Linked DNA regions of Homo sapiens: region 2 is linked to region 1. Evidence: read pairs that join two places in POLR2A ChIA-PET (ENCODE). Cell type or tissue: B cell. All regions are shown on one strand. Each heading gives the region's core, and the rest is flanking DNA. Links, peaks and the distances in the headings are about the cores only.

The links. ChIA-PET counts read pairs that join two places held together with the same protein. Peaks named below come from ENCODE experiments on the same cell type or tissue, not always from the same donor. Only the 100,000 strongest peaks of a DNase experiment are listed, where the experiment ranks them.
Region 2: POLR2A ChIA-PET joins it to region 1 with 7 read pairs; 3 of 35 experiments call an interaction of 5 or more read pairs at or near these places.

Annotation. Positions count from the first base shown.
Region 1 is chr5:134,444,314-134,449,802 of GRCh38, reverse strand. No RefSeq gene overlaps it. Among named protein-coding and RNA genes, the nearest start is that of LINC02999, 12 kb to the right of the region's middle. In B cell, for the core only: no CTCF peak of the experiment used is centred there; DNase peaks (open chromatin) are centred at 1,762, 2,772 and 3,802; H3K4me3 peaks cover 1,212 bases; H3K27ac peaks cover 1,684 bases.
Region 2 is chr5:134,553,299-134,558,560 of GRCh38, reverse strand. The region is part of intron 4 of JADE2 (jade family PHD finger 2); the gene reads right to left. Among named protein-coding and RNA genes, the nearest start is that of JADE2, 30 kb to the right of the region's middle. RefSeq lists a silencer at 3,343-3,442 and an enhancer at 3,513-4,032. In B cell, for the core only: no CTCF peak of the experiment used is centred there; DNase peaks (open chromatin) are centred at 2,390, 3,600, 3,780 and 4,788; H3K4me3 peaks cover 1,367 bases; H3K27ac peaks cover 3,909 bases.

The DNA of each region.
Region 1 (5,489 bases), core at 322-5,321:
TCAGGTTATCTGGGGAAGGCATGTGTCCCCTGCCCCTCACACTCCCTAGTAACATGGGCTGGAGTCCCTCATGAAGGAGATGCCTGCACAGCCCTGTTCTTCACTTAGATCCTATTCTAAGGAGGGCAGGGTCATTTATTTCTGAAGGTGGACTCTTCTCTGGGCCACACTGTAAAGAGAATCACTGCTTTGCCAGCAGGGCACACAGGGGTCTCTGTTGTTTGGTGGTAGGGGTACTCCAGGATGACCAGCCAGAACATAGGGGCCCACAGGGCACAGGCAGGGGCCCGCAGGGCACAGGCAAGGGCCCAGGCTGGAGAAGAAAAGGCCTAGGTTCTAGCTCTGACTCTCTCCATCTGACTGAGTGACCACCCCATTAAGACTGCCAGACTTCAGCTCCACCTGGGCTTGCAGTGACAGGTTGTGCTAGGCCAAGGGAATTCTTTAGAGACCTGGTTGCCTTTTGAACTTGAGTTTCTGGCTCTTGGGAGAACAGAATGACTATTCCCACACAACTAGGAATGTCTCCCTGGGGCTCTGTTCTTTGAACTGACTTGTAAAAGAAATTAAGGGGTCCCACAGACCAACCTTGAGGATTTTCTTTCTGAGTCAACCCAGGTCACCGCTCTCCAAAACCTTCACCAAGTCTGCTCACCCCTCACCGCTACTCTGCTACTGCTAGCTTAAGTAGTTACGGAAGGTCCCCAAGGGCCCCTCCCATGCTGGTAAAACAAGGGTCTGTGTGTAGGTTTAGCTGTTAACTGGAGTGAGTTCTAGGGAATGGAGAGTTGGGATGACACACACTCATTTTACTGTGTATGCTTCTGTAATGTGGGAATGTTTTTACAAGCATGTATCACTCCTATAATTAAAGATGCAAATCTAGTAAAAAGCTCCATCCCTTAGGCCATAGGTTCAGGGGGCAGAGAATGTCAAGGAAGACTTGATAGGTGAGACAGTGTTAAAGCGGGGCCTGATCAGGTGGGCCAAGCATCACAGCAAATGCCCCCATAAGGGGGCTTTGGGACCAGGTAAAGGCAAGATCCAGGACCTGAAGATGGGAGAGCTTTGCAGGGAGACTATAAAAAGGATGGGCACATACATGGCTGGGGGATGATGATCTGAAGGACTGGTGAGTGGTGAATTGGTACCGTAGTGGGTGAAGCCTTAAATGACAGACTGAGGAGTTTGTAATTAAAGTGTATCTGAGTCAGAGGGATGTGACCTGAGCTAGGCCTTCGGACTGGAACTGACAGAGGTAAGAGAGAGACCAAGGCTGCCAGGAGGTTATTTGCACATCCCAGTGAGAAGAGCAACAACCAGGAGACAGAGATTCCTGGGTGAAAGAGATGGGCTGTCCAGGGACTAGATACTAAGGGCAGGCCCCATTCTCCATCTGCGCCGTAAATTCTCCTGTAGCCTTTCTGGGCACTGGCAGCTCCATGCCTGAGGTTCCTGGGCCACCTGTAGCTGGAGACAGGGTGCCATCCCAGCATGGCTCTGGCTTGGGCCCACCTGCCCACCATGACCCAGAGAGAGTGGGGCCTGCTGGACCACTCAGGGCCTGCGATTCCTTCTGCCTTCATAAAACAGCTCTGGAGCTGATGTTTGTTTTAGATTTGCGTGGTGATTTATTTGCATTTCACATTTTCCTGGGGCCTGGAGGAAAGGCAAGTTTGCACACCACAAAAACTGTGACTGGGGTCATACATGATGTGCCAGCATGAGCCACATCACTCTTCTCATGCTATAAGGCCTGTTGCAAGAGGCAAGGTGGGTGCTTTGGTGGCGCTGGGGGTTCCCCTGGGTTCTGGAGAAGCTCTGAGACCTCAGGGGACTGTATCTAACAGTGGAGAGAGTTGCAGAGTGCCCCACCCAGTGTGCCTCCCAGCCCTGCCTCCTGCCCCATCCGAGGCTTCTGGGGACAATCAGGCCTAACGGTCCATCCAGAATCACTTGGAAACCTACATGGAAAAGGAATGAGGGGCTTGGGCAGATTCTCCTAGACCAAAGAAATTTCACTCTCTTTTTTTTTGGAGACACGGTCTTGCTCTTTCACCCAGGCTGGAGTGCAGTGGTGCAGTCATGGCTAACTGCAACCTTGAATTCCTGGGCTTGAGTGATTCTCCAGCCTCAACCTCCTGAGTAGTTAGGACTATAGGTGTACACCAGCTATTTCTTTTTTCTTTTTCATTTTTTGTAGAGACAGGGTCTCGTTATGTTGCCCACACTGATTTTGAACTCCTGGCCTCAAGCAATCCTCCTAGCTCAGCCTACCAAAGGGCTGCGATTACAGGCATGAGCCACCTCACCTGGCCCCTCTTCTTTCTTAATTTATGATAACTTCACCATCATGGTCAGGTACCAAAGACCCAAATATAAAAGGAAATGCAACAAATCTTGCAGAGGGAGCATCTTCTCCACTCCCCTGACTCTTCTGAGTTAGCGGAGAGAGATCAAGGCTACACTCCACCCTGAAGGAGCCCAGAAATTTCAGAGCACAGTCAACACATCAGGTGAGATTCCCTTATTTCTACCCCAGGTGGTTGCCCAGCTCAGGACTCTGAGCCTGCCCTTCCCTCTCCCTGATTTGCCCCTCCTCCTCCTGTTCTTTCTTGCAGGTGTCACCTCCTCTGTGAAGCTTTCCTTTACTACTCTGCCAGCAAACTCCCCTCCCACATTCTTTCTGGACCTTGTCCTTAACCCATCACTGCATATTGCACCCTCTGCTGCTTTGCTTTATTTATGTGTCCGGGGTGATGTCATAGGAGCCCTCCCCTCTGTGTCCCCAGGGTATAGCCCAGTGTCTTCCCCATTGAGCTCAATACACACTGCTGCAACAGAGCCACGAAACAGTCTCAGGCTGCCTGAGCCAATTCCATGCCCTTTGGGCTGATTTTTCCCTCCTCACTACTCCCTGCATCCTTCTCTGCCCAAGGTGGGGCCTGACCTCAACCATGCCTGGAGGTGTCTCTCATGAAAGGGCCTTCAAACTAGGGTCTGCAGAGGTCCTCCAAGGCCTTGTTGGTAAACTTGAGATTCAGGCCAAGGCACAATGGGAAGGCTGGGAATTCTGGTGATCCCCTTACTGCACTGGAAATTGACTCTTGTACAGCAAGAATGCAGTGATGACTGATGACCATGTGCAATAAGGAGCATGGCTTGTGGCCTGAGTGAGTGAACACGCTAGCTGCCCAGGGTGTCCTGACAGCCCCATCTGGAGATGGCCAAGTAGGGATGCAGGACACAGGACTTCATCCAACTTGGGCCAACACCCCCAACCATGGGCAGAGAGTAGGACCAGCCAGGCAGGTGGGAGGTCCCCAGCCACCCTCCATGCCGCAAGTACCACTGAGTCCTTAGTCCACACACAGCCCAAGATAAGGTTCCACTGTCCAGGCAGAATGTGGCAGAAAGGAGAAAGCAAACTCCTGCCAGAAGGAACTTGGCAGTACCTGCTGTCCTTTCGGATGCCCTAGCCCCAGGCTTCTTGCTCCAGACTTCGCATTCCTCTAGGATCACAGTACCCCGTCACTGGCCAGTTGACCAAGCCAGAGCCTTGTCTTCCTTCTGCCAGGGCAGATTTTCTTCCTGTGGACTTTTCTCACCTTAGAGTTCTCTGGCTGACTGATGGCTCATCTTCTACTCAGCTAGGCCTCTGCCGCCCAATACCACCCTCCTTACCCCCATCCCCAGCTTGAGTCAGCACTCAGCTGGCTGCTCAAGATTTGGCTCTGCTCTCTGAGAGGTCTCTGGGCAAATCCTCAGCTCAGCGCTAAATACTTCTGCATTCAGTCTCTTTGGTTCATTGATCAGGAATCATATGATCTTTTAAAAACACAGCTGGTGGAGGCGCCCATCTGTGTTTCTGCATTTGGATCAGTAAATCAGGCTGCCTGGAATTTACTTAAACCTGCAGGTCTAGGGATAGAATGAGGCTGCCCTCACTATGCCTCCTGTGATGATCTTTCATCTTCTGGAGCTTCTTAATTTTTAAGAGCACCCTTGGCTGGGCTTCTAGGACTGGGTCTGTTGTTTACACTTATTTGTCTCCTAAGCTTCTCTAAGGACTATTTTCTTTTTAAAGTGAGATTCACTAATTACGGGGTGAAGCACAGTTTGCACTCCTCCCCATCCCCATCACACACACACACGCACACGCACACACACATGTATTTCCCAGACAAAATGGGTTGTAAGTCATTTGCCAGGTCAGTAACCCAAGGTAGTAATGTTCTCTGTGCTTCCTCCCTCAGACCTCATCCTGTGTGATACACACGGGAACACTGCTGATGTGGCAGAGATGGCCAGTTATCCCCAATATCTGGTCTAGCTGAACACATGGCCACCCAAAATAAATACTAAATTTCCTAGCCCCCTTTGCAGTTATCAATATATGACTAAGTTCTGACCAGTGAGACTAAAATAGAATGGTACATCCAACTTCAGGAAATCACACGCTGCTTCCTTTCCTCCTTCTTCCCACTAGCTGCAATGCACTGTCTGTGATGTGATTGCCGGAGTTCGAGCAGCCATCTTGGGACATGAGGATGAAGCCACATGCTTTGAGGATGGCAGATGTGGTAGCTAGCTTCTGAGATGGCCCCCAGTGATTCATGTCCTTATTCAGTTCTCTCCTGTATGCAATAGGGCTGATCCATGTAACCAACAGGGTATTGCAGAAATGATAGTAAGTGACTTCTGAGATGACATCATAAAAGACATTGCAGTGTATGCCTTGCCCTCACTGTATCACTCGTTCTAGGCTAGCAGAAGCCCACTCAAGCAACCCAATGAAGGATTAGGGGCAGTGAGAGACCGAGGCTTGCTGCAAATAGCCAGGGTTAACTTGCCAGCAATGTGGTGGTCCAGTCACCCCTTCAGATGACCACAGCTTCATCTGACATCCCAACTGCAACCTCATGAGACAGCTTGAGCCAGAACCACCCAGCTAAGTCTCAAATCCTGACCACGGAAAGTGCGAGATAATAGATGTTTACAGTTGTTTTAAGCCACTGCATTTTGAAGTAATTTGTTACTCAACAATAGAGGAGAACAATAAAACAGAAGGAACTTTGGCCTTCTGAAACAGTGGAGGGCCTAGCAACCCTTGACACCTACCTCCAACCTCATCTGGTTTTTTTTTTTTTTTTTTTTTGAAATAAACTCCTCTTGTTTTCATAACTATTATTTTGGGTTTTCTGACACTCCTATTCCTATTCCTGGTTTGGCACCATTCATTCAGAAATTCTTCTAAGAGTCGCCAGCTGGAAGTGCCTTTTGGAGGCTGTCTCAGTTGTCCCTGCTGCCAATGGCAAGTTGATGCCCAAATCTTCCTAAGATGATGGGCAGTTTATGTCAGAAATGTCTGCAAAAGGCATTTTATAATGAGAACCACAGCCCAAGGATCAGGAGACCCTGACTCCACCCTCTCCTGTGCAGTCTCTCTTATCACTTAGGTGACCTTACCTGGTACAGGGAGAGGCCAC
Region 2 (5,262 bases), core at 263-5,262, 110 kb before region 1:
GTCTCAATAATCATCATCATCTGGATTAAAGATTTAAACGTTAGACCTAAAACCATAAAAACCCTAGAAGAAAACCTAGGCATTACCATTCAGGACATAGGCGTGGGCAAGGACTTCATGTCCAAAACACCAAAAGCAATGGCAACAAAAGCCAAAATTGACAAATGGGATCTAATTAAACTAAAGAGCTTCTGCACAGCAAAAGAAACTACCATGAGAGTGAACAGGCAACCTACAACATGGGAGAAAATTTTCGCAACCTACTCATCTGACAAAGGGCTAATATCCAGAATCTACAATGAACTCAACCAAATTTACAAGAAAAAAACAAACAACCCCATCAAAAAGTGGGCGAAGGACATGAACAGACACTTCTCAAAAGAAGACATTTATGCAGCCAAAAAACACATGAAGAAATGCTCATCATCACTGGCCATCAGAGAAATGCAAATCAAAACCACTATGAGATATCATCTCACACCAGTTAGAATGGCAATCATTAAAAAGTCAGGAAACAACAGGTGCTGGAGAGGATGTGGAGAAATAGGAACACTTTTACACTGTTGGTGGGACTGTAAACTAGTTCAACCATTGTGGAAGTCAGTGTGGCGATTCCTCAGGGATCTAGAACTAGAAATACCATTTGACCCAGCCATCCCATTACTGGGTATATACCCAAAGGACTATAAATCATGCTGCTATAAAGACACATGCACACGTATGTTTATTGCGGCACTATTCACAATAGCAAAGACTTGGAACCAACCCAAATGTCCAACAATGATAGACTGGATTAAGAAAATGTGGCACATATACACCATGGAATACTATGCAGCCATAAAAAATGATGAGTTCATATCCTTTGTAGGGACATAGATGAAATTGGAAACCATCATTCTCAGTAAACTATCGCAAGAACAAAAAACCAAACACCGCATATTCTCACTCATAGGTGGGAATTGAACAATGAGATCACATGGACACAGGAAGGGGAATATCACACTCTGGGGACTGTGGTGGGTTCGGGGGAGGGGGGAGGGATAGCATTGGGAGATATACCTAATGCTAGATGACACATTAGTGGGTGCAGCGCGCCAGCATGGCACATGTATACATATGTAACAAACCTGCACAATGTGCACATGTACCCTAAAACTTAGAGTATAATTAAAAAAAAAAAAAAAAGTTATTTTCAATGTAAAAGACTGAATTTGAACACTTTTAAACATAGGCAACATAATCTAATAAAGAGCATGGGTTCTGTCTGAAAAAAAAAAAAATAAAAAAAAAAATAAAAAAATAAAAGCTTGAAAACAACAACAACAAAAAAAATAATAATCATCATCATCATCATCATAATAACAACAATAATAATACCTACTTTATGTGGTTGGTGAGAGGATTAAATGGATTAAGTTTGCAAAACTCTTAGGAAAATGCCTGACACACAGTAATCACTGTGTGTGTGTGTGTGTTTGTGTGGTGTGTGTGTGTTTTATGTGATGTGTGAGGTGTGTGTGTGGTGTGTGTGTATGTGCTGTGTGATGTGTGTGTGTGCATGTGGTATGTGTGGGGTGTGTTTTGTGTGATGTGTGAGGTGTGTGTGTGGTGTGTGTGTATGTGTTGTGTGCTGTGTGATGTGTGTGTGTGCATGTGGTATGTGTGGGGTGTGTTTTGTGTGATGTGTGAGGTGTGTGTGGTGTGTGCGTGTATGTGCTGTGTGATGTGTGTGTGTGCATGTGGTATGTGTGGAGTGTGTTTTGTGTGATGTGTGAGGTGTGTGTGTGGTGTGCGTGCGTGTGCATGTGGTATGTGTGGGGTGTGTTTTGTGTGATGTGTGAGGTGTGTGTGTGGTGTGTATGTGTTGTGTGATGTGTGTGTGTGTGCATGTGGTATGTGTGGGGTGTGTTTTGTGTGATGTGTGAGGTGTGTGTGTGGTGTGTGTGTATGTGTTGTGTGATGTGTGTGTGTGTGCATGTGGTATGTGTGGGGTGTGTTTTGTGTGATGTGTGAGGTGTGTGTGTGGTGTGTGTGTATGTGTTGTGTGATGTGTGTGTGTGTGCATGTGGTATGTGTGGGGTGTGTTTTGTGTGATGTGTGAGGTGTGTGTGTGGTGTGTGTGTGTGTTGTGTGATGTGTGTGTGTGTGTTGAGACCTTGGGATGTTACCCCTCTCCTGAAATGGAATATAGGGGGCACTTTGCCTCAGGAGGGCACGGTTTCCCCTTGGCTCAGCTGTGTGCTGCCCCTCAGTTCCTGATGCCAGTTCAAAAAGCCAGCTCTTCCCACCCCCCGCTGGTTGCCATGGTTATTGCTTCGGAGCCTGGCCTCCATCTGGCCAGCTCTGCCAGGGCGGGGAGGCCCCTTACTTGAGAGGCATCCTGGGGTCGGGGGCAAGGCTGCCAGAAGCTGTGACTCAGCGCTGACAGGGAGGAAGGGGCAGGGCTTTAGATGGCACAGAGACATGGCAGAGCTGTGGCGAGGGCTCCTGGGCTTCCCCATCACCACACCCAATGTCAGCAAAAAGGGCAGGAAGGATGAAGGAGACGGGGAGGCAGGGGCCCAACCCGGCAGAGAGAATGGCCTCCGAGCCAGGAGGAAGGCCTATATAAGGTCGAGGGGGCACGGAGAAGGGGAAGGGGCTTGGCACCACCTTTTCCCACACAAGAGGCCCACATGAAGGAAGGTTCTAGGTCATTATCAGGGTATGACCACACCCCACACTAACAGGTGATTCCATATGGAAGCAATACTAACACACTCGGTCCAACACAATTCTGCCTTTCCCCATGAAACTGTTACTTAACAAACACATTCTTTTAAAAATGCAGCCTGTAATTTGGTTGTGAACCAGCTTTGATTGTGCCCTAAGCACATGCTGAGTGGGGGTGTCCGGATGCCCACCACTTCCTGGCATAACTACCCACATCTGCTTGCCTGGTCAGCGGCCACCTGGCCAAGCCTCTTGGGATCAAGATCACTGTGCTCCTTCTGAAGAGCCAAGGTGAAGGGACTCACAATCAGAAGGTATCTGCTGTCCTTCCTGGGTCTCTCCTCTTCATCTGTTTGCCCCCTTCTGGCTCTGGCTCTGAAGGAAGCTCTCCTACCAGGCATGGACTGACCTGACCCTAGGCCAAGGCCTCACCCTCAGCTGTAGCCAGGACGGCGGAGGTCAGCTGGGAGGAGGGCGTCAGCTGGCTGGGATCTATGGGAGGGGAGGGGGTCTTTACCCTAGAAGACCAGACACACACCAGAGGTGGGTTCTGCCCTGGCTGAGACTTCTGGCCCCAGTGAGGGGCAGGACAGGCCCTCACTCAATTCAGTCTGGAGAGGGGCGAGACAAGTGCTCATTGTTCAGACAGATTTCAGACCATGAGGTGGGCAGACCCACCCAAAGGCCAGGGAGGGAGGGACAGAGGGGGCCTGGGGTGGCAGCTGGGGGAGGGCAGCCAGAACCAGCATGCTGGGATGACGGGGGCACAGGGCTCTGTCTCTGGGCCTCACAGGGGCAGCCCAGGGCTTGTTCTCGGGGCCTTTGATTTCCTGGCCCAGCCCACTAGGCCCCGGTGGCCATGCAGGGAATTCCCCAGAATTTCCCGACTTCCTCATCTATAAAATGGGGACAGTTACATGCAGTTTGTAAAGCTAATATGATTGTTAAATGAAAAGATGAACACAGGCTCAGCATAGCAAGTCCTCAAGAACAGGGTTTCTCTAACAATTCTGACCCGGGCAGCTACCAGGCAGCCTTCCAGATGAGGGCTGTGCAGTGGGAGGTGCCAGGAGGATGCAGTGGCTGGGCCGGAGGGAGATAGCAACAGAAGAGGCGTGGAGATGTCTCTAAGGGAGCACTTCCCCACCCCCAGTCCATCCTCTCCAAAGATCACGGACAGGCCAGGAGTGCCCAGCTCACGTCAGCTTAGCACAGCCATGCCTATGCTGGGAATGCACCTCGTAAAGTCAAAGCAGCCGGAACACGTGCCCTCCTCTTGATGTCAACAGATAAAGCACCCTACAGGCAGACTGAAGCCAAGCTACTGGTGTGGAAACATCTGCAATTAATTACCCAGGCCAGGAGATGTTTCCGGAACCAAATGACACTGACATCAAGTAGAGAGGACAGACCGCTGGGCCAAGCCTAATCAAGACTGACCTCGCTGTGCCCACCTGGTGGCCTGACCTTCACCCCTTCACCCTAGGCACTGGTATGTGTGGCAGTGACCTGGCATGCATATTCTCACTTCTGGAGAGGCCTGGGGCACCCCTGATTCTCCGAAGACCCCAGACAAGTATTAATAAACACTCAGCCATCAGGAGTCACTGGAACAGGATTGCCTGACCCCTCCCCTTCCAATCCCCACAGATCACCCTATTGGGGCTTCGAGTCTGCTGTGCCTATGATCCAATCAGATGCAGCTGCCACGAAATGAGGGTGCCAACGTCAGGGGAGGTAACAGCTGTGATCTTTGCCCCAGGCCTGGTCTACATGGGATCGAGCAAGAGCCACAAGGTTGCCAAGGCCAGGAGTAGACAGCCAAAACCCCAAGCTGCCCAGACCAGGCAGACTGGTGGGTGGGGGAGGCCAGGACACAAGACCCCTCTGCCCTGAGACATGACTTGGAGGGTTTCCCAGGTTGCATAAAGAAGCACTTGGCTGAACTCCGTAGCTGGAGGCAAGACCCAGGGCCATGTGGCCTCCTCCTGACAAGAGCGGCCAGGGGTCTCTCTGCCTCATGAGACCAGAAGAGTATAAAGCCCAGAGGACTCATCTCTGAACCAGCCCTGGCAGGGGAACCTACCCAGAGGCCGGTAATAGCAATGGCTTCCTGAACATCTGCTGTATGCCAGGCACTTGACTCCCCCTCTAAGAACTCCCGTAAAAGGTTCAAGATGTCAAAAGCATGGCTTACGGCCGGGCGCAGTGGCTCACGCCTGCAATCCCAGCACTTTGGGAGGCCGAGGAGGGCGGATCATGAGGTCAGGAGCTCGAGACCAGCCTGGCTAACATGGGGAAACCCCACCTCTACTAAAAATACAAAAATTAGCCAGGCGTGGTGGCACGCACCTGTCATCCCAGCTATTCGGGAGGCTGAGGCAGGAGAATCGCATGAACCCGGGAGGCGGAGGTTGCAGTGAGCCAAGATCGCACCACTCTACTCCAGCCTGGCGAAAGAGCGAGACTCCGTCTCAAAAAAAAAAGAAAAGAATAAAAGAAAAAAAAAAGCATGCCATATCTCTCTCTTAAAGACTAGTGAAAAGTCTG